Regions from separate parts of the Mus musculus genome. Here region 2 is linked to region 1. The links are chromatin loops, found by intact Hi-C in ENCODE. Cell type or tissue: heart. All regions are shown on one strand. Links, peaks and the distances in the headings refer to the core of each region. The heading gives the core; the rest is flanking DNA.

What was found. Hi-C counts contacts between places; a loop is a spot of excess contacts. Peaks named below come from ENCODE experiments on the same cell type or tissue, not always from the same donor. Only the 100,000 strongest peaks of a DNase experiment are listed, where the experiment ranks them.
Region 2: it touches region 1 in a loop (4-fold over the local background); 3 of 42 quality-filtered maps call a loop at or near these places.

The regions. Positions count from the first base shown.
Region 1 is chr14:33,528,417-33,538,441 of GRCm38, forward strand. It overlaps Frmpd2, which reads left to right. Exons shown (of 30, transcript XM_017316244.1): 16 at 2,012-2,216; 17 at 7,024-7,118; 18 at 9,817-9,963. Among named protein-coding and RNA genes, the nearest start is that of Frmpd2, 50 kb to the left of the region's middle. In heart, for the core only: a CTCF peak has its summit at 5,333 (motif pointing left); no DNase peak of the experiment used is centred there.
Region 2 is chr14:33,314,037-33,324,061 of GRCm38, forward strand. The region is part of intron 4 of Arhgap22 (Rho GTPase activating protein 22); the gene reads left to right. Among named protein-coding and RNA genes, the nearest start is that of Gm41130, 87 kb to the left of the region's middle. In heart, for the core only: a CTCF peak has its summit at 5,601 (motif pointing left); DNase peaks (open chromatin) are centred at 5,715 and 6,185; H3K4me3 peaks cover 2,035 bases; H3K27ac peaks cover 1,975 bases; H3K27me3 peaks cover 2,569 bases.

The DNA of each region.
Region 1 (10,025 bases), core at 2,275-7,274:
GATCATTAATGCAAATTAATTGTACCTGAGTATCTGCTGCTGCTGAGATACTGTGTGTAAACACTACCGATACTGTTCTTATTGCCTGGTTTCAGCAACCGTTTATGTCGCTGAATGTTTATACAGACACTTGGAGCTCACTTGTGAAACTGGTCCTTCAGGCCTACTTTTGCTCTTAGTACAGTGTTTTTTCAAGCTTCAAACTCTCTCATCTCAGGAGTTTTCAGGGCTCTAACATTTCGTTTACATTAAAAAGATCCACTTAAACAGTTTCCCTTCGCCTTTTAGGAATCTCTGTGAGAAACTTTCTGCAGATACCATTTTCTACCCCCACCCCTGTGCCTGTGTGTGTGTGCACATGTGTGTGTATGCACATGTGAGTATGTATGCACATGTGTGTACATACATATGGAAGCCAGAGGACCAGCTCAAGTGTCTGCCCTCAGGAGCTGCCTACCATTCCTTTTGAGATAAGATCTCCAACAGACAAGCTGAGGCTGCTGATTGGAGAATGTTATTGAGCCAGTGAGTCCCAGGGATCTGTCTCTCTCCTCCACCCCTGCCCCAGCACTGGGATCAAAAACAGGCGCCTCTGTGCCTGACTTTTCTCTGTCAATTCTGAGGCTCAAACTCAGGTCCTGGTGCTTGCAAGACTGAGAATTCTCCCCGGCCCCCAGATGCCAGACATCAGTTTCAATGCTACCTGGAGTGGGCTTGAAGTCTTTAATCAGCCCTCTTTGCGGGCGGGTCTTGAGCTTTGGGGTGTGCTTGGTCTTTCTCTGAGCCTTTGCTTACAGGACTACTCTTCTGCTGCCCAGGGTCTCACCCCAGTGACTTTCCCCTTAGTTCAGGATGCTTCTTGGGTGTTTGGGATGCTGTAACTAACCTGGGCTTGAGCCCTTCAACATCCAGACAAAATCAGATGTTCATCAGCTGCATTCCTGACATCACAGTTATCTTGTGAATTTCCCAGTGCACCGTGGCAGTGGACAGACACTGCCCTCTCAGAATGCCAATGTCTTTGGGACATTCTTGGCAACAGAAAGATGCAGTTTTGACCAAGGCCTTGTTAAACTAAGAGATCTTTTAGTGAAGTCTCATTTTTGTCTAAGTAATACAAATAGTGGAGTGTGGTATTCCTCATGACCACAGCCTCATTTTCAGTGTCTTGCCAGAGTCGTTTCTTAAGCCTTCTGAGAAGGGAGAAAGGATTGAAGCTGAGGGCCAGCACTTCCTTCCTTCCTTCTTTCTTTCTTTCTTTCTTTCTTTCTTTCTTTCTTTCTTTCTTTCTTTCTTTCTTTCTTGGTTTTTCGAGACAGGGTTTTTCTGTGTAGCTCTGGCTGGAACTCATTCTGTAGACCAGGCTGGACCCGAACTCAGAAATCTACCTGCCTCTGCCTCCCAAGTGCTGGGATTAAAGGCGTGCACCACCACTGCAAGGCCAAGGGCCAGCACTTCTAATGTGTTCTTATAGGATCTGGCAGGAGACTCTGACTTCTGGGGCAAAGTAAGCTACGTTGATATCAAAGATTGTATTACACAGGGAGAGCCTGATCTGGGATGCCTGGTGCTTTGTTACAGGACTGTTTGCAAGGGCAGGCCTGTGAGGATAAATGCAGAATGAGCTGGGACAGCTAATTTTGTCTAGGCCCTGCTGGAGCTTCGAGTTGCACAAGTTAGAACTGGTTCCTGGCTCCCAGTCTATCCGCTCAGAGACCATCTCATCTCTCTTCCTACGTTTCCAAAGCATCTTTTATTAGCAAGTACTTATTAGAAGAACTTTTATTTGGGGGCTAGGCACAATAACTCCCCAAGTTAGCAGGGGACAGTTTTTAAGTCTCTCAGTGCAGAAAAAGAGCTGGGAGAGAGAGAGAGAGAGAGAGAGAGAGAGAGAGAGAGAGAGAGAGAGAGAGACTGACTAATCATGGTCAGGAGTGTGTTACTGTATCAAGAGCAACGAGTGAAGCCAACGTAATCTCATGTGTATGACTGTCTTTTCCCCCCAATTCAGGTCAGGATAAGTTTGCACAAATAGCCAGCTTGAGTTCTGCACACCAGACACAGGCCAACCCTATCACTTGGATTCAGAAACTGTCCTGCTCAGAAAATGAGTTGTGTGTACCCAGGTTGCAGGATGCCACAGGAGGCCAACTGGGCACATCCATGGAGAACAAGCAAGGTTTCAAGGAGCCTGGGAAGGAGAGAATCGGAAGCAGGTAGGCTTCATCTTTCTTCAGAGCCCAGACCACCAGGCATGTGGTGCAGTGGGCCCAGCTGTACCTGGAGCTTTAAAGTCTGTGGACTTTAATGCCTAAGAACATGGATGTTCACCGGGTTGCTATTAACGAGATCCAAAGATGGCCCATAGGCCACTGTTTAAGCTGACTGCCCTAGGGCTGGATGCTACTCTCATATTCTTCTGTTCAGACCTTCTTGTAGAGAGAGAACTACTGGTGACAGGAAGCTGAAGAAGGTAAAATTAGCAAATGCCAGTAATGCACTGCTGGGCTATCATAAGCCATGAGTTATTATAAGCCATGAGTTATCATAAGCCAGGTACAGCTGGGTGTGGTGGCACACACCTTTAATCCCAGCACTTGGGAGGCAGAGGCAGGCAGATTTCTGAGTTTGAGGCCAGCCTGGTCTACAAAGTGAGTTCCAGGACAGCCAGGGCTATACAGAGAAACCCTGTCTCGAAAAAACAAAAGAAAACAAAAACAAAAACAAAAAAACATAAGCCAGGTACTGCTCTGGGCATCTGTTCCCCAGCTGACTTAACCCATACAATGCTGTGAAGTTGTTTGTATTATTTTCCCCCATTTTCCAGAAGGGGAAACTCAAGGGCTAGGATGCAAACACAGCAGCCTGTGCGGGAGATCATACTTGACCCCTGACCTGCCGCACCTCTCTAGCCCCACAGCTCGTCATCCAAATTCAAATGTGAATGCAGAGAGCTCCTAATGCAGGGTTCCAATGTAAAACAATGATCCATACATTTAAAAATAGCCTAGAACTTGGATCACGCTTACAAGTCAATTACATAAATAGCACAGATTTCCAGGCTGCTTACTGTGGAGGGGGTGGCAGGATCTGCTTTGGAGGGAGATGAGGTATACATCTGCTTTAGCAGGAGGAAACAGATGATTCATTTGAACTAAAATATACACATATACACAGACACCTTAAAGTAATGCTTAGGAATTATTGACCAATTCTGCCGATGCAGACACACCTCTCTATGCAGTGCAAACGTCAATCCATATGGAGGAAGCAAACCTCACTGTGAGTCTCCATGACAAAGTGCCCCAGGAATAGCGAAGCAGACTGGCGGCCATCCTATTATCCTGCTTCACAGCTTCATGGCTTAGGAAAGGAGGCAGATCTCCGCTTTGTGTACTATTGAGGGCATGATGGTCTTCGGAGGGTGGCCCCTGTATGGAGGGGATTAGGATACTCCATGCTGGAACCCTCAGCCTCCTTTGCAGCCTCAGGCCCTTTCCACACAGTGGCTCCATTGAGGGTCTGCGCTGCTGCTCTGAGCTCTGAGGACCTAAAAGCTTGCCAGTGGCCATACCACGTATTCCAGAGCCAGCACACCCTCACTTCTGCCATCATTCCTGGGCTCATATAGATCAAAGGGAATAGAAATGGGCCTCATTTCAATGTGTGAGTGTCAGTGGGTTTGGCGCCATCTTTTACCATATATTTATTAAAATGTAAAGAAAAACAGAAAATGCAGAAGAAAGCCAGAGTGCTGGCTCTCGGTTGCTATAACAAAATCCCTTCAGGCAAATAAACTTAAAAGGAGGTAAGGTCAATACTGGTTCACAGTTTTCAGTCCATAGTCAACTGACCTTACTGATTTGGGACCAGTTGCATGCCATGACAGGAGTATGTATGTGGTAAAAGAAGCTTATTCATTTATGGTGGGTAGGGGAGAAAGGATAGCGAGAGAAAGGAAGTGGGGTTCTACTACCTCATTCCTCTAAAGGTCTCTGCTCATGTTTGGATATAAAGTGCCTTCCAAAAAGGTTCATATACTGGAAGCTTGGTTACTGCCTGGTGATGTGAATATGGGAAATGTTGGAAACTATAAGGTGTGTGATTTAGGTAGAAGCATGTCCTTAGGAGTATATTGTCCCTTGTCCTGTCAGTCCAACTGGAGTGGTTTCTTTAGAATCTACTACATGCCTGTCCTGTCCTGGGTAGGTGCTGTGGATTCAGTATTTGCAGCAAAGACATGGTCCATGCCTCCTGGTGCCCACAGATAGGCAGAAATGGCAGGCCAGATCTTGTGGGAAAGAGCGGGTCTTGCTGATGGTATGCAGGCTACAGTCAGAGTGGGAATGACTGGCAGCCTGTGGCATTGACCCTAAGGGGACCCTCATCACCCATGCCATTCATAGAAGTTATTTACACAGAGCTTCTGAGTACAGAGATGCTGTCCACTTGCCTCTGGTCACTTCTCTGAAGCCTTTTCCTGACTGCCTGGCAAAGGGCTGGCTTCTCTGCGGCTGCACTGGCTCCATCTAAGACAGCCTCTCCCTGTGTGTGCCCGTCCTGAGAAGCACACGCTCTCATCCGTCTGCTCTAAGCTCAGAGACTCCCAAGAATAGCAATGCGCCAGTTGTATCCTCAGCTCTGAAGCCAGAATGTGGAAGTTTTCAGTAAATGGATTTTGAGAGGTTGGCATTTTAATAAGAAGAAGAAGAAGGAAAAAAAAAACACTCTTGAGGTAAAATACACAAGGCATAAAATCATAACCATTTTATGCTTTCTATTTGGTTGTTTCTAAGGCAGTGACATTGGATACATTTACATTGCTGTTGGGCCTCACCACCCTTCTGGGGACTCCTCATCTGCCCATGTAGAAACCACTTTTCGTCAGCACTCCCTCCCACCCGAGCCTAACCTGCTACCCAGTTCTTAGCACCCACTATCTACTTTCTGTCTGTGAATGTGACTCCTCATGTAATAGCTGACTTATACCATTGTCCTTCTGAGACCAACAGTAAGTTTTGGTGGATTTTTAACAATTGAGAGACGGTTTCCTGGATGGGCCAGATTACAGGAGCCACAGAAACCCAGGCCAGATAAGCAAGCCCTTGCTGTTCTTCAAAGGGCACCACTGCATTCCCAGGCCTCACTCTGGTCCTCCTTGGGTTCTGGGATTTTTCCTTTTCTTGAGCCTGTTCGACTGCCAGTGTCTCTCCCTGTGTACTTGGTTTTGGAAGACTGATGCCCTCCAAATTCCCAAAGGGCTGGCCCATCTCTGACTCATACACCCTTGGTTCTTTGCTGGTTTAGGGCTGACCCCTAGTGGGTTTTGGTCAAATTGGGTTGCATTTTCTGCAAGGCCAGAGTCAAGGGGAATGAGGCTCCTCCCAACTTGGAAAGAGTTGCTTTGGTCTGCCTCCCAGAATTGGGGACCCAGAGAGGGTCCATGGGCAGCTGCCTGCACCAGAATCCCTTCCTGATGTCCAGGTATGTAACCAGTGTGGTAAGGATATCAGGGACAGGCTAGATAGCACTACTTTGGTGGTTGGCTGCGCTGGAGGCCTGCTGCTGGCTGTTCCCAAGATCCGAGCACCCACATATTGGTGTCAGTTTTTCTTAGGGTTTTACTACTGTGAACAGACACTACGATCAAGGCAAGTCTTATAAAGGACAACATTTAATTGGGGCTGGCTTACAGGCTCAGCGGTTCAGTCCATTATCATCAAGGTGGGAGCATGGCAGCATCCAGGCAGGCATGATGCAGAAGGAGCTGAGAGTTCTACATCTTCATCTGAAGGCTGCTAGTAGAATACTGGCTTCCAGTCTGCTTGGATGAGGGTCTTCAAGCCCACACCCACAGTGACACACCTACTCTAAAAGGGCCACACCTTCTAATAGTGCCACTCCCTGGGCCGAGCAGTAAACTGTTCTTACCTTCTAGACTCTGCTTCTTTCTGGGTGTGTTTTTGAGGTGGCCCTGGATCACTTGATTCATTACCAGTGTACTATCTAGAAGAGACTTTGCTTACTGGAATATTATACACACCAGTCAGTTTTCTGTTGTTATTTAAACAATAATAAGGCTGGGTACCTTAAGGGAGAGAAGGGTTTAGATAGCTCACATTGTTGGAATCCGAACAGCACGGTGCTGGTTCTGCTGCACCTTCCACTCCCACTCTCAGTCCTAGCTGCCTTATCTCATGGCAGATATCTTCGTAGAGATGGATGTTAGAGAGACTCAGTGGAAAGCCAGGCCAGGAAGCCAGGCCAGTCTTGCTCTTTCAGAACAACTATCTCAGAGAACTAACTGGGGTCCCACAGGATCTAATAAATGCCTTCCAAAGAGGGAATCCACAGTGACCTAATCATGCCCCACTAAGCCACTCTTCTTAACACTCTGACCATCTCTCAATATCACCTTCTGGAGAGCCGATCTTTCAACAGTTGAACATCAGCCCTTGGGGGATAAAGTACATCCAAAATGGCCACAGCACATGTAGCCAGCTGAATGCCTGCCCAAAAACTCCCTAAGTGTCAGGGTGGGGTCATCCAACTCATCTGTACTGACAGATGGCTGAGTATGCAGTCCTCCAGGGACACAACTTATGTGCGGTTTTCTGGTCCTTCTAGAGACTTTTATCTGAAAGCAAGAGCACACAATAACACACCAGGCGAGCCAAGCATAGCTCTGTCCAGCTTGGGTTGGGAGACCTTCACAAGCCTGGGAAATTAGAAGACCATTCTTTCTTTATGGCAGAGGAAATGGGGTTCTGGAACAGCTGCATATGCAAACTAAGGTGGACAGTAGAGGTTCGTGTGACGTGTGAGTGACTATAACGAGCCTCTGGGACAGAGACCCTAAGGCTGCTTCTGTTGTCCTCCTCACTAGACCAGCCTGTGGGGGAGTCAGTCTAGGGAATCTGCTGAATTTCTGGCCACAAAGCTGCCTTCTCCTGGCCACACTAAGAAAGGGCCAATAAGTTCCTCCCAGGAGCACCCATTTTACCCTTTCATCTTTCCCCTCAGCCCGTATACTGGTGGAGAGCAGCTGCACAGCATCGGTTTGAACCAGAAGCCAGCTCAGACTGTCTTCGGAACAGCTGGTCACAGCATGTGTGCAGGTGCGGACTGAACCCTGGCCAGGTGCAGGGAAGGGAGTCTCACATGGGCCACTTCTATGCAAACTGCTTCGGTTTGTTTTTCAAAGAAAGTTCACAATCTTGTTGCTTTAAAAATTATTCTTAAAACTTCTTGGATTCGAGAAGCCCTCTTGTAGGCAACATCTGGCCTTGGGTGGCCCATGAACCTAGAAGGTGATGGTTTTGGGGGAGGTGGTTCCCAAAGTTCTGGTCCAGCCTGGGGAGCAGCAGCTCTGTTGCTTCTCAGGGGTCCATAGTAGCTCCCCATGCTGCCCAGAGAGCATGCACATGGAGGGCAGTGTGGTTTGTTCCACAAGGTCCCAGGCAAAAATGAAGTCAGAGATTCTATAACTAAGGAAAGTACTAGTACTTAAAGAATGCTGAGCCTGGAAGCCAGATCTAGATACTACCACATATCTCTACTGTTAATTAAACCTTGCCTGCTAGGCTCAGAAATGGACCCTTGGGGAGGAAAGATGTGGACTGATTGTGATGGTCAGTCACTAGTGGGGGATTTTCTCACTGGAACTATGACAGAAATCATGTCCTACCCCAGGACTCCAGCTTTCTAGAAACAACTTTAGGGTTCTGCTTTGGGCCTCTTCCAGACACAAGATTGGGAGGTACTCCAGGACCCACAGGCTAGGCTGTCAACCCCTGTACATTGGTGACTAGTAGAGATTCCTGTTAGCTTTCCTTTATTAGAAATAAAATTTCTGAGATGAGTCAGTTTAAAAAGAGGAAAGGTGGGAAGGTAGAGGCAGGAGGATCTCTGTGAGTTCAAGGCAAGCCTGGTTTATATATCAAGTTCTGGCCTGGCCAGGGCTACATTGTAAGACCCTGTCTTAAATCAAAAACAAAAGAGAGGAAAGGTTTATTTTTTTACCAGTAATTTCAGAGGTCTCCATCCTGGTTGCTGGGCCCTGTTGCTTTGGGCTTGAGATGGCAGAGTTTATCAAAGTAGGAGTGGATGATAACAAGGTCTGTTCACTCATGAGAGTTAGGAAGCAGAAAAACAGAGCGACGGAGACTGATGTTGAAGATCCCGTTCAAGACCATACATGTAATGACTCAGCTTCAATATAGCTTTAAGGCTCTCATCCCAAATGTTGTACTATGTCCAGTAGCACCACACGGTGTTTATAAAGCTCTCAACTCATGGTCCGTTTGGAGACATTCAAAATCAAAGCCATTGCAAGACTCGGGGGTGAGGGTGCTGGAACTGTTGTCTCATCTCTGCATTTTAGTTTCAGTTGTCACCAGCAGGAAATATAGCCTCCACGTACTCTCTCAAGGCCAGAACAGGAAAAAAGAAGTTAGGTGAACATGGTCACACATGGGCCTTGAATGCAGAGGTGGTGTGATCAAGAGTCTGAAGCCAGTGTTGGATTCATAGTGCGTTGGAGGTCAGTCTGAGCTACATTGAGATTACAAGTGCTGGAGGTTTAACTCAGGGGTGGAACTCTTGCCTAGATTCCATCTTTCCAAGGACCAGTCTTGGCTTGGAGAGAGGTTCCTGAGAGAATGAGTGTCTGAAAGTGGTAAAACAAATGATGTGAAGTCAAATTGTGGGTTACAAGCTGATTGTCTATGTTCTGCTAGAGACAGCTTTTCAGATTGCTCTTTCTCAAAACAGCTCTCTCTTGCTGTTCTAAAAACTCTCTGGATAACTCATCTCTTGCAGATCAAAAGCCTGGTCTTTTATTTACATATTAATTCAGTTATTACCCCAGGTTCCCTTTTCATTATCCCATGAATCCGCATCCCATGACCCCCTTGATTCTTAGAAAGAGACAGCAAACAAAATTAAAAAAAAATATTGCCAAAGAATTCAGAGATCTGCCTATCTTGGTTAAGCACAGATGATAAGCTGCCCTGGAATTACCATTCCTACCACTCCTGGGCCCGTACCTAAACTCCCCCGTCCCAGGCTGACCTTGAACTCAGGAATCTGCCTGCCTTTGTAAGCATAAACAAAAATCTTAGGTGTGTGGGATCTTGCCCTGCAATCACCACTCTCTAAACGTATTTATCTCCTTCCTTTGTATCTTTCTGACAGGCTGGTTCCAAGTGCAGCTGCCTCTGTTCCTTTAGATCTGTGAAGCTCCTTATACAACTCATCCTTAAATTTTGCATAGTTGAGAAATGGTATAGTTTTGAACTCATGGTTTTAGAGTTATTTCCCACAGCCTTAAAGGCTGCCTGAAGGTCTCAGCATTTACCATTTTGCTGAAACATTAGCCACACCCTCACCTCCAGGACTTGTGCTGTCTCTGATTATCATGGAGTCATTAACCTTCATCAGAGAGGACATTCCCCTGGAGGAACACATATATATAAACTTACGCCCACAGTAACCATGGACACTCATGAAGGCCCATGCCCATGCCCTTCTGACTCTGTGTCAGTGGTGGGAACCATGTCAGGCCATCCTGGCCATGCCCAAGCAGGACTTGGCACCATCTCTAGCACCAGGAGACAGGGGTTGGGTAGGGTGACAATCACACAGAAAATGGATATCATTGACCACTCTGCCATGGTCTTTGCTCTTGCTGTCAAATCTTGACTAACAGTGGCTCAGTTGTGGTTCAGTGGAATATGTGCTTAGTGATCTGTTCCCAGGTTGACAAGAGATTTGCAGTGAGCTACTCTCATTTCTCTGCATGTGCATTTTTGTTAGGTTCCAACTGCTTGGGCAGGAGAACCCAGATCTGCTGCTTTGATTCTGTCTCAGGGTCACAGAACAGCAAAAGAAAGGGCCTTTTTGGAGAACCCAACCAAGACATCGTGTGTGTGATGCTGAAGCGGGATCCAGTTCATGGCTTTGGTAAGAGGGCTTCTATGGGTGAGCCCCCTGTTCTGCTTAGCACAGGGAGAATAGGCACCATT
Region 2 (10,025 bases), core at 3,417-8,416, 210 kb before region 1:
GGTAAAGAGACAACTGGATTTTAACTTTGGCATCAACTTAGGTCTTGGCATAGTGGTTTCAAACCAAAGGCTTTACACCGGTGCTCACCTGAACTAGAATCATCACTAACAGCACTGGTCCCTAAAATCTCCTGAGGGCCTCCCTGAGCAAAGGTCTCCAGAAAGGGACACTGAGGTCCCAAAAGGAACCTGAATTCCGAGTGCCTTCTCGGAGCAGTACTATTCCTTCCCTCCTCGCAGTGACTCATAAGGAATGGCGACCTGAGCAGGAAAGAGTCCCTAGGGGATAACACCAGGCAGGTTGGGGGCGGGGCACTTGCTACAGCACTGCATACCAGCCACCTTGAAAATGGGCTCAGTGCCCTGCCCTGGCGATGGCCTGCTATAAACTGGCCTAGTGTTTCCCCATCAGTGACCTATGGTAGGTAGATAAGGTACCAACTCCAGGGCTTGCCCGTGGCAGAGACTCTCATGGTTATCAAGCCCTCCTGTAGCATCCTCAGCAAGGCATCCCAGTTTGCAGTACTGGGACCCTGGTAAGTGGTTCTGACACTAGGCAGGGCTCCTTCACAATGAAGGGTCTCATCTCTGGTGTCTGTCCTGGCAGGGCTGCTGTAGCCTGGAAAGTTCCGCGTGTCCTGTGGACTACAAAAGCATCGTCTTCCCTCTAAATGCAGACACATGCTGTTAGGGTGGTCTCCGTCCACGAAGCCTGAGCTGGGGGTCACGGGGACTAAACTGAGCAGGGAATATCAGTCCCTTGACCACTTTGTGACCCACTTATAAATCAGGGTTATAATAGGGTTCTTGTGGGGACTGATGGGTTCGCATATGCAGAAATCTCAGAATAGTACCGGCACACAGTAGGTGCTCATTACCTGTCACTTTGCTTACTGAAACACACAGGCCACTACGTGAATGCTGTGCAGACCACCTCTCATTTGTCTAGTACATGGAAATGCAGCCAGACCTACAGAGACATACTGTGTGCTGAGGCTAAACCCATCTGTGGCTGTAAGCAAGCACCCTCTCGGCAGCGACTGTGGCAGCAGCTGTGGCTGAAGCCACCTGCGTTTTCCCAAACTGTATTTGTCCTAGGAGTCGGGAAGGAAAGAGAAATGCAGAAATAGGAGGTGGGGGCAGAAGTGGGTGAGGGTGAGACTTACGGAAAGGACAATGGGCTTTGTAAAAATTTCTCTCTTGGCAGTCTGGCCAACTTCAGTGGCTTCAGGCCACCGGAACAGCAAAAAAATGTACCCCAGGAATTTCTCTGCAACCGTTGTTCCCCTTGTCTTTCTCTGTGGGAATTCAGAGCTGCAAGACATTCCTCCCATAACCATTGTCCACTGCAACTGAAGAGCCCTTGGTTGGGGCTGGTGAGCCTAGCTGGCCCAGCTCCTCCACCACCCTGCCCCCACATCTCGGACCTGGGAGTGGACTCTACAGATGTGCCAATAACTGTCCTCCTCTGGCAGAGCTCGGAGCCTGCTCTCAGGGTCTGTCTGCCCCACTCTGACAGGCCTACCCCTCTCCAGAGCTGGCCTCCCCACCCCACCCCCACCCCCACTGCCACCCCATCCCAGACAATCTTCACAGCTTCTTCTCTCTGCATAGTCATCAGCAGTAGATGGACATGTTGCATAGAATTCCCATCATCTTGGAGACGGGAATTTTTTTTCTCTCCAGCCAAGTGCTTCTTGATTTAAGAGGAAACAATTTTCCAAATGCTCTACCATTCTTTTAAAGTACCGTGAAGCTTAATGAGTCTCTGCTGCCTCACTGTTCTGCAGTGTGAGCACGCTGGACAAGACATTGCTTCCTGCTCTCGCTGGTATCACTAGGGGGATGTGCATCCAGGCAGCCTCACTCTCAGGCATGTGAGTTGTTCTGATGCAGTTCTCCATGTGGCCTGTCCAGAGCAAGGCTGGGCTTCTTGCGCTGTGATGGTTTCAGCCCAGTTACACTGCTCACAAGGGATGGTATCCCAGAACTGGGCACCAGAGGGCTCTTCTTTAAGCAGGCTGTGGCAGCCCAAATGCAAAGAGTTAGACTTGAGACCCAGGGGCCACCCAGTCAGCACACTGTCCTTCTTTGATGCTATCTATGCCTTTCTGAGCTGCTGTATCTGGGCCCCTGCACCACTTACCTGCTTTATACTATTGCTTCCCCAATTCTCCCTGCCCTGATCTCCCCTGGCTCGACTCCAGCACCAGGCTAAGCTGTGGGAGACACAGGTCACATTACACTCATACCTGGATACCCTGCTATGGCTCCCCACCCCAAGGCAGACTAAAGCTTCTTCAGGAAGAATCCTCTACCCACTTCAGGATCACTCCAGTATCCCCAGGGTCTATTCTCTTCGTCTATAGAGCTGTCTATCTTAGTTAGGGTTTCTTCCATGAAGAGACACCATGACCAAGACAACTCTTATAAATCACGACATTTAATTGGCACTGGCTCACAGGTTCAGTCTATTATCATCAAGGTGGGAACACGGCAGCACCTGGACAGGAATGATGCAGGAGGATCTGGGAGTTCTACATCTTGTTCCGAAGGCAAACAGGAGAAGACTGGCTTCCAGGCAGCTAGGACGAGGATCTTAAAGGCCATGCTCACAGTGACACACTCCATCTAACAAGGCCACACCTCCTAATAGTGCCACTCCCTGGGCCAAGCATATTCAAACCATCACACAGTCTTTGTCTGCTCTTGGCAGAATAAGATCTCTTATACCTTTAGCCCACATCCTGGTACTCCTGGAGCTCAGCTCATGGGCATATTTATCAGAGTTTGGCTACATTGGCCCACTGTTGGTACATGAAGAAAGGAGAAGGAGGGAAGGGTAATCATAGTGTACCCCCCACAATCCTAGCTGGGGTGCCTGTGCCCTGTGGCGTGTATGGGGGCCCCCTCCGCACCCCCAGCCCAGAGAGGATTGAGTCTAGAGCCCTACCAATTTAAATGGTCCTGATACTGGCTCATTTCCAGAGAGTTTAGGATCACACACAATTTGGGGTGCAAAGCTATGTTTAGGAAACTGTATTTTAAACCAAATTCTGTGCTTAGTATATAATATTTTTCCATTGTAGCCTAAGACCCTGGGCCAAATTTAGGAAATACCATCCACCCATCCATCTGTCCATCCGTCCATCTTTTTAACTAACCATTGACCAACATACATTCATCTGTTCACTTCCATTCACATCCCTTTAGCCATCCATCCACCTATTAATTCATCCATTTACCTCCCCACTTATTCTTCTAGCCAATAGTCAGGCTCTACCCACCCAACCTTCTATTCAATTATTTTTCCATCCATCCAGCCACCCTCTCACTCATCTATTCAATCAGCTATCCATTAATTCACCTATCTGCATGTCCATCTGCTTATCCGTTAATCTACCCCCACCTATCCACACACCTATCTGACCATTAACCCACTAATCCATCCATTACTCTTCCTCCACCAACCTTTTCACACATCCATTCATCCACCTGCTTGGCTGGTCACCTCTTTCTCAACTCCCTGACTATAAGCAAGTCTGCAAGTCTCTTCACCTTCTCAAATTTCAATTCTTTTTTCTTCTGTAAATGGAATACTATAGCAGGTGCCTAGTGGGGTTGTTTTATAGTTAACAAATATTAACATCTGTGAATTGCACATAGTAGGAAGTATCTACTGAATGCTATTTTCCTTTTCACTCAAGGATATCATACAACAGGAAAACTATAAAAACCACAATATATAACCAGGAATTAAAGGGTTTGAAACCAAAGGCAGAAATGATAGAAGCTCCTGACTTCCTATTTGTCTGCCCAACTGCCTAGGAGCTAGTATTTAAAACCACTTTGAAAAGTAGAGTGTCCCAAAATATATTTGAACGGTTCAACTGGGACGCCGACTCTCAGTTATAGGCTCATTCGAACGATGCGGCTTTGCCACTTCCTCTTAGAAAGATAAACAAGAGACCTCCAATGGCCACTATGATGTTTTCTTTTAAATCCTGCTTCCCAAATGTAGGACTTGGCTGTTGAACAACTCCCCCAGGGGCTTGCTCCCCCTCGGATGCTCTCCCTGAATGCTGGGAGCTCCAGCCTGGAATTCCTGGGGCCTCATTAAGCTGTCTGTGACGAAGTGATCTTGCCTAGTGCTAACTGTATAAGTGACTTGGCAGCAACAAGAAGTCAGGGCTGGCTGGCTTTTCTCTGGTGCTCTCTTTGTAAGCTCCTTCCAAGTTCTGAGTAAAAACATTCTTTCTGGATCTGCTGCGGACACCCTGAGACTCTCCCAAAGCCCCATCCAGGTTTTCTAGGGAGTCAAAGAGAGGGAGGCAGAGATCTGCCTGCTGCTGTTAATCTCCCTTTTGAATGAAGACTTGGGAAAACCTTTTCCTGGCTTGCCCCAGTCAGCAATCCTCCCTGTCTGCTTAGCTCTTCTGCCCACACTGGACAGCTTTGGTCTCCCAGCACACTGTACCACACAACCCTCCCTGAACAACTCTGTGCTGGGAGATGAAAGGAGAGGTCCCAGGCTAGCCTAAGGCCACAGCCCTGCATCAGAGCCAGGCAGTGGCAGATGCTAGTGGGGTCTGCAAGAAGAAACAACAACTGAGCACTCTTGGCAGGGGGTTGGGGGCTGGGCTTATGAGTCCATCCCCAACACCACACAAAAGTAAGCAGAAAACATAATGAACCTGTGCCAAGCAAACACATGAGAGAATATGATTAGTCTCACTTGCGTGTTACACAGCACATGAATACACCTTCCTGGTAGGAAACAAGCCTCTTAAAATCCACCCCTTTTTTCACCCCCCCCCCCCCATCCCAAAAAGAAGCAAGCCTGGATTTCCACCTCCCAAGTGTCTAGAACACCTGGTGGTGTTTTACCTGGGCACATCAAGCCCCTCTCAGTAGATCCACCCCAACTACCATGCTCCACTTTATCACCATGCATTAGAAAATTCCTTTACTGAGAAACATTTTGCTGGCTCTAGTGTTAAACAGTTGCCAGCAAGGCTGCAATGAATGGCCCCTATACATAGTTTCCCTAGCCATGTGGACAAGAATTCTTGTGGGGCACAAACTAGGGAATGGAGTTGCTGGGTCCCAGGGTATTAGTATTTTTAATAGGGAAAAATATATTTATTCTCTCTCTCTCTCTCTCTCCCTCTCCCTCTCCCTCTCCCTCTCCCTCTCCCTCTCCCTCTCTCTCTCTCTCTCTCTCTCTCTCTCTCTCTCTCTCTCTCTCTCTCTCTGTGTGTGTGTATTTGTGTGCAACTTTTACATTGAGCCAAGTGATCTTTCACAGGGAGAAACAGTCCCAGTAGGATCAACCATCTACCCAGTGCAAACTTTTTTTTTCTTGTGACACAGTTCAGGTGGGCTGAGAAAAAGAGCCAGGTGGCTTTAGACCACACCCCCTTTCCGTCTAGCAGAAGGCTGAGGTGACTGTTTAAAGGATGCTGGAGGGGGAGGAGCCATCCTTGTCGCGCAAGGACACTTCATCCTCTTGCGCCCAGCGATCTGGCTTCGGTGGTCGCGCCGCCCTTGGTGGGCTCTGAAGCGGACTAGGAAGAATGTAGTGATTGACTCAGCGCCCCCTGGCGGCCGCTGGGTGCGCTGGGCTCGGCGCCGGAGGAGAGTAACGGGCCGTGGGGAGGGCGCCGTCCCGGCCGAGCATAAAAGCGGCGCGCGGCGTGATCTGCGCGTTCGCGAGGACCAGGGAGGGAACGGAGTCCCGGTGCGCTCCACGAGCCCAGCGGGCTAGTGCGCGCCAGCCGCGCCGCTCCAGGGGTGTCGGCGGGGGCGGGGAGCGGAGGCGAGCGGCCCGGGAGCGGCGGTGCCATGGGGCTGTGTTGCTGCAAGGACTGGAGAGGACACCTGCGAGCGCCCAAAGGTAACTCCGGGCGCGCACGTGCGCCGCGCTGCAGCCGCAGGCACAACCCCCGCCCGGGTCCCCACGTCCTGCTGCTGCCCGCACCTGCCCGGCTTTGCCGCAGCTCCCGGGCTCTAACTCTCGCCGGGGCCTCCCCCTAACTCCGGGACGCGGGGAGAGAGCCAAGGGTACGCGCGGAACAGCGCAGAGTGGGGATCCGGGGCAGTCGGTGGGCATGAGCGGCAGGTCCATCAAGTCCACCGAGGCACAGGGCTGAGGGGTCCGAGGAGCACGGCAGTAGCAGACCGGTTCCCGACGGGGACAACCGGGCCAGCGCCTGCGACGCCTGTGCGGCTTTACCGCCCGGAGGGGGCGGGCCATTCATTCTCCTCATCCGCCTCTGTCACAGACTTGGACTAAGGGGGCCTGACTCAGACTTTTCCAAAGTCGCAGCGGAACCTGCGAGCGGAGCTGCTTCTGGAATGTAGCCGGCTTGGAGAGGGCCCAGAGCTGAACGCTCGGGACACCAGCGGCTGCCCGAGGTCCGGCCTCCCTAGGCTGTGGCCAGAGCCGTCTGACTTAACCCTTGCCGCGCCGAAAGGAGCCCTTCTGGTCAAGGGGCACATCCCTTTATTTCACTTCCCAAACTTGCCCAACCCTAACACCCTTCCTGCCTGTAGTAATCGCCTAAAGACCTGAGAACTGAAAGTTTCAGGAATGCCCTATGTGAACCTCTGAACTCATAAAGGAAGGGAGAAAGGAAGGCTTGGTTGTCGCTCTTAGAATAAGTCCTGTTCATCTGCAAAGTATAGGACCCGTCAAACAGTGTGAAGGACTCTTGCTCGGGTGATTCTTACTCCGCAGAAGTCCAGGTTTCTTCCAGGAAGGGCTTGGGGTGGCCCACAACATGACAGAACCGACTTGACCGCAGGAGTTTAGACAGGACCCGGGACCCAGACCTGCAGCCAGAACCAAATGGAAATGTCTAGATTGCGCTGTTACGGCTGTCCCACTGCAACCGTTTTCCTTAGCATTTGATTTTAAAAAGAAAAATGAAAGAATGTGGCTTGTGGGGCTTCATGCTTGGGGGCCCGGGCAGAGAGCCAACTTAGCCAGGGCAACAATGGGATTCCAGGGGAGGGGCTTGCAGCTTGCTTTCTGCGGGCAGGTCAGAGTCCAAAGGCAAGGATTTTGTGGGGGCGGGGCCTAGGTAGGTCTCTTTGGTCTTTTCTGACCCCTTCTCAGTAAACAAGGCTTGTGTGAGTCTCAGGGGCAAGGGTAGATCTGCAAAGACTTGCTTAGGGCAAGTCATGTGTTCAGTGAGCACCCTAGAAGGAGCCCTGGGGGCACCTCCTGCTTGTAAGGCTTATCTAGAACAATAGAGCCCCCACCCCCCCATCCTTGGCTATGCCCACCCCAGTGAGGAGCAGCCTGGCCTGGCAGTGTCATCCTACTGGTCTCCACCACCAGGGATGAGCCGGAGCTGGAAGCAGGAACCCAGTGAGAATGCTTTCACAAAGGTCCTTCTGCCCCTGGAAATAAATGGGGCTGGTTGCGTTTAGTGTTATGGGATGCCAGGGTGGGCAGCCAGGAAGTGCCCAGCAGGAGGAGGAAATCCATGCAGCTAGAGAGAGTCCATGGCTCCAGAAAGGCTTCTACTTTTCTTCCTCCACCTCCTCCTCTTCCTCCACCTCCTCCTCTTCCTCCTCCTCTCCTCCTCTTCCCCTTCCTCCTCTTCTTCCTCCTCCTCCTCCTCTTCCTCTTCCTCCTCCCCCCCTCCCCCTCCTTTTCTTGAGACAGAACCTCACTATGTAGCTCTGACTGCCTTGGAACTTGCACTGTGGACCAGGCTGCCCTCTGACTCACAGAGATGCGCCTGCTTCTGCCTCCCAAGTGCTGGGATTAAAGGCGGGAGCCACCATGGCCTGCAGGACTCGGCTTCTTAATGTAAAAAAAAATCTCCAAATGTTTTTACAAACTCTTGACTCGTTTAACACATGTGAATGCGTGTGGCCCATCTGGTGAAGGGCTGAGCAGCTCACTGTTTGAAGTGAGTTCTGCAGTCAGTGAGAGAAGTGGACTGTTACACGGTGAAGTAACCTGAGACATCGTCGTTTAGCAAGGTTTTCAAGGTTTCTTCTGCAAGGCCATCTCAGGGCCTTTGACACCTTTGTGTAGCTGTATGTTGGGTGGACCGTGGGTCTAGCTTCTAGGCTTGTCTCCAGGGAAACTGCTTTACACAGAGCTTCATGGGGCACATGCCGCTGGATACTCTTTAAGAATTTCTGCTTTAGATATTAAGCTCGGTTGTCATAGCAGTAACTCAGCAAGTTGTTTTCTAAGGCTGTGTGTGTGTGTGTGTGTGTGTGTGTGTATGCGCGCACATGAGAGCACTAGTCACCTGAGAAGATTAGGACTCTCAAATCAAAATATATGGGTATTTGCTTTTTAGAAAAGTTTTTGTTTTTTTTGTTTTTTGGTTTTTGGTTTTTTTTTTTTTTTTTTAAAGAAAATGAAGAAGCCAAGCATGAGGCTCAAACCTGCAGTCTCAGAATTCGGTAAGCGGAAGCAGGAAACTTGAATACTGTAGATTCAATCCCAGGCAGGTCTACACAGCAAGACTCTTGTCTTAGAACGAATACACACACACACACACATCCTTTTACTCAGAAAAGTCCTTTAGTTACTGATATTCCATTGGACTAACAGCTAAGGCAACTGCCGTTCTCAGTGATTTCATTCTTGGGTGTTCCTGAACCTAAATTTTTTGCAACGGAGCATTTTAGCAGATTGTCCATGTGTGAAAGTGTGTTGGAAGAAGTAGAAAAATTCCAGTAATCTGAATGGAATCTGGCAGAGAGAGCCTCAAAACTCCCCCTAGTGTCCGAGTCTGGTTTAGCAGCAGCATCCTGTGCCTTTACAACCCGGCGCTGGAGTTTGTCCAGAGGCCTTTGGCTGCTTGAACTCAGTGCACAGTGGGTGTGGGGCATTGCTGCAGGCCTTCTAGGGTGATGGTGGTAGTAGCTGAATGACTGGGTGCTGCAGAAGTTAGGGCCCGGCCCCAGGTGTTCCCAGAGAAGTGAGAGTTCCTGCTGCAGGGTGGGGTCTGCAGATGTCACATGTCCCTGTGCAGAGGGCGGAGCTACTTGCGGTGAACTCTGAGGTGCCTGTGAGATTTCATCCTTTCTGGGAGTGTTTCTAGATACATCTGTGTGTAGGGCTATGTATGGGGCATGTTTATCCAGTTCTTCCTTGTTGCATACTTGCTCAGGACTGAGGGATAGAAGGAGCCTTGAGCCTGGCATCGTCCATGTTGGATCTAGGCTGGATAGTTACAAGAGAGCAGAGTGTGGGGCTGTGAGATCGGCCGCTGCTGGCCTTGCTGCTGCTATCTCCTGTTCCTTCTGGGCCTTTTGGCTTCTCACTCTTCCTCAGGTCAGAAGCCCTCCCTGCTTGCAGACACCCTCACCCCCTTCGTCCTGTGGCTCCTTCTGCCATTATAAATCTACCTGAGTGCCTTATCAGAAAGTGCAGTTAGCCCAGTACTACCACAGGTCTTGTGCCCACTTTGTGCTCTTTGGGATCTACCCTTCATTCCGTTTCCCACCCTAGCACCTTGCCTGGCTCTGGCTGCCTCTTTCCCTCCATTTGTCCCCCACATCCTTGGTAGCCTCGACTGGAGCATCTGATGACCCCTAGGCCCCTTCTGTCCCACCTTACTGCTGGTGGCTGCACCTGTCCAGCTTTTCATCCTTGTCTGTGCGACTTGGCCCTCGTGCCCTGATGCACTCTGTTTGCTTTGGCCTCCCCTATTTTCTGAGTTCTGTCTCTCTAGGTCTCTGAGGACTGGGCGGTTGTAGACACGTGGCCACCCTCTCCTCTGCCGCATTCGTCACCACCAGCAGGTGCAGAGCCCCTGTCCAGATCTCAGCAGGAGCCCTTCACACCCACCAGTCCCACTGCAGAGTTGCTGGCTCTCTCTTCTTCGTTTCCTGTAGTGGAAGGGTGGGTGCTCTGAGATCTGGTACCCTGGACACCTACTTTCTTGTCACCTGCACTGGCTTCTAGGTTGGTCACCCCACACCTGTTCTAGTCTGCTGCCCAAACACTGACCCTCAGTAGACTTAGTCACACGTGTCCCTCCTTAGAC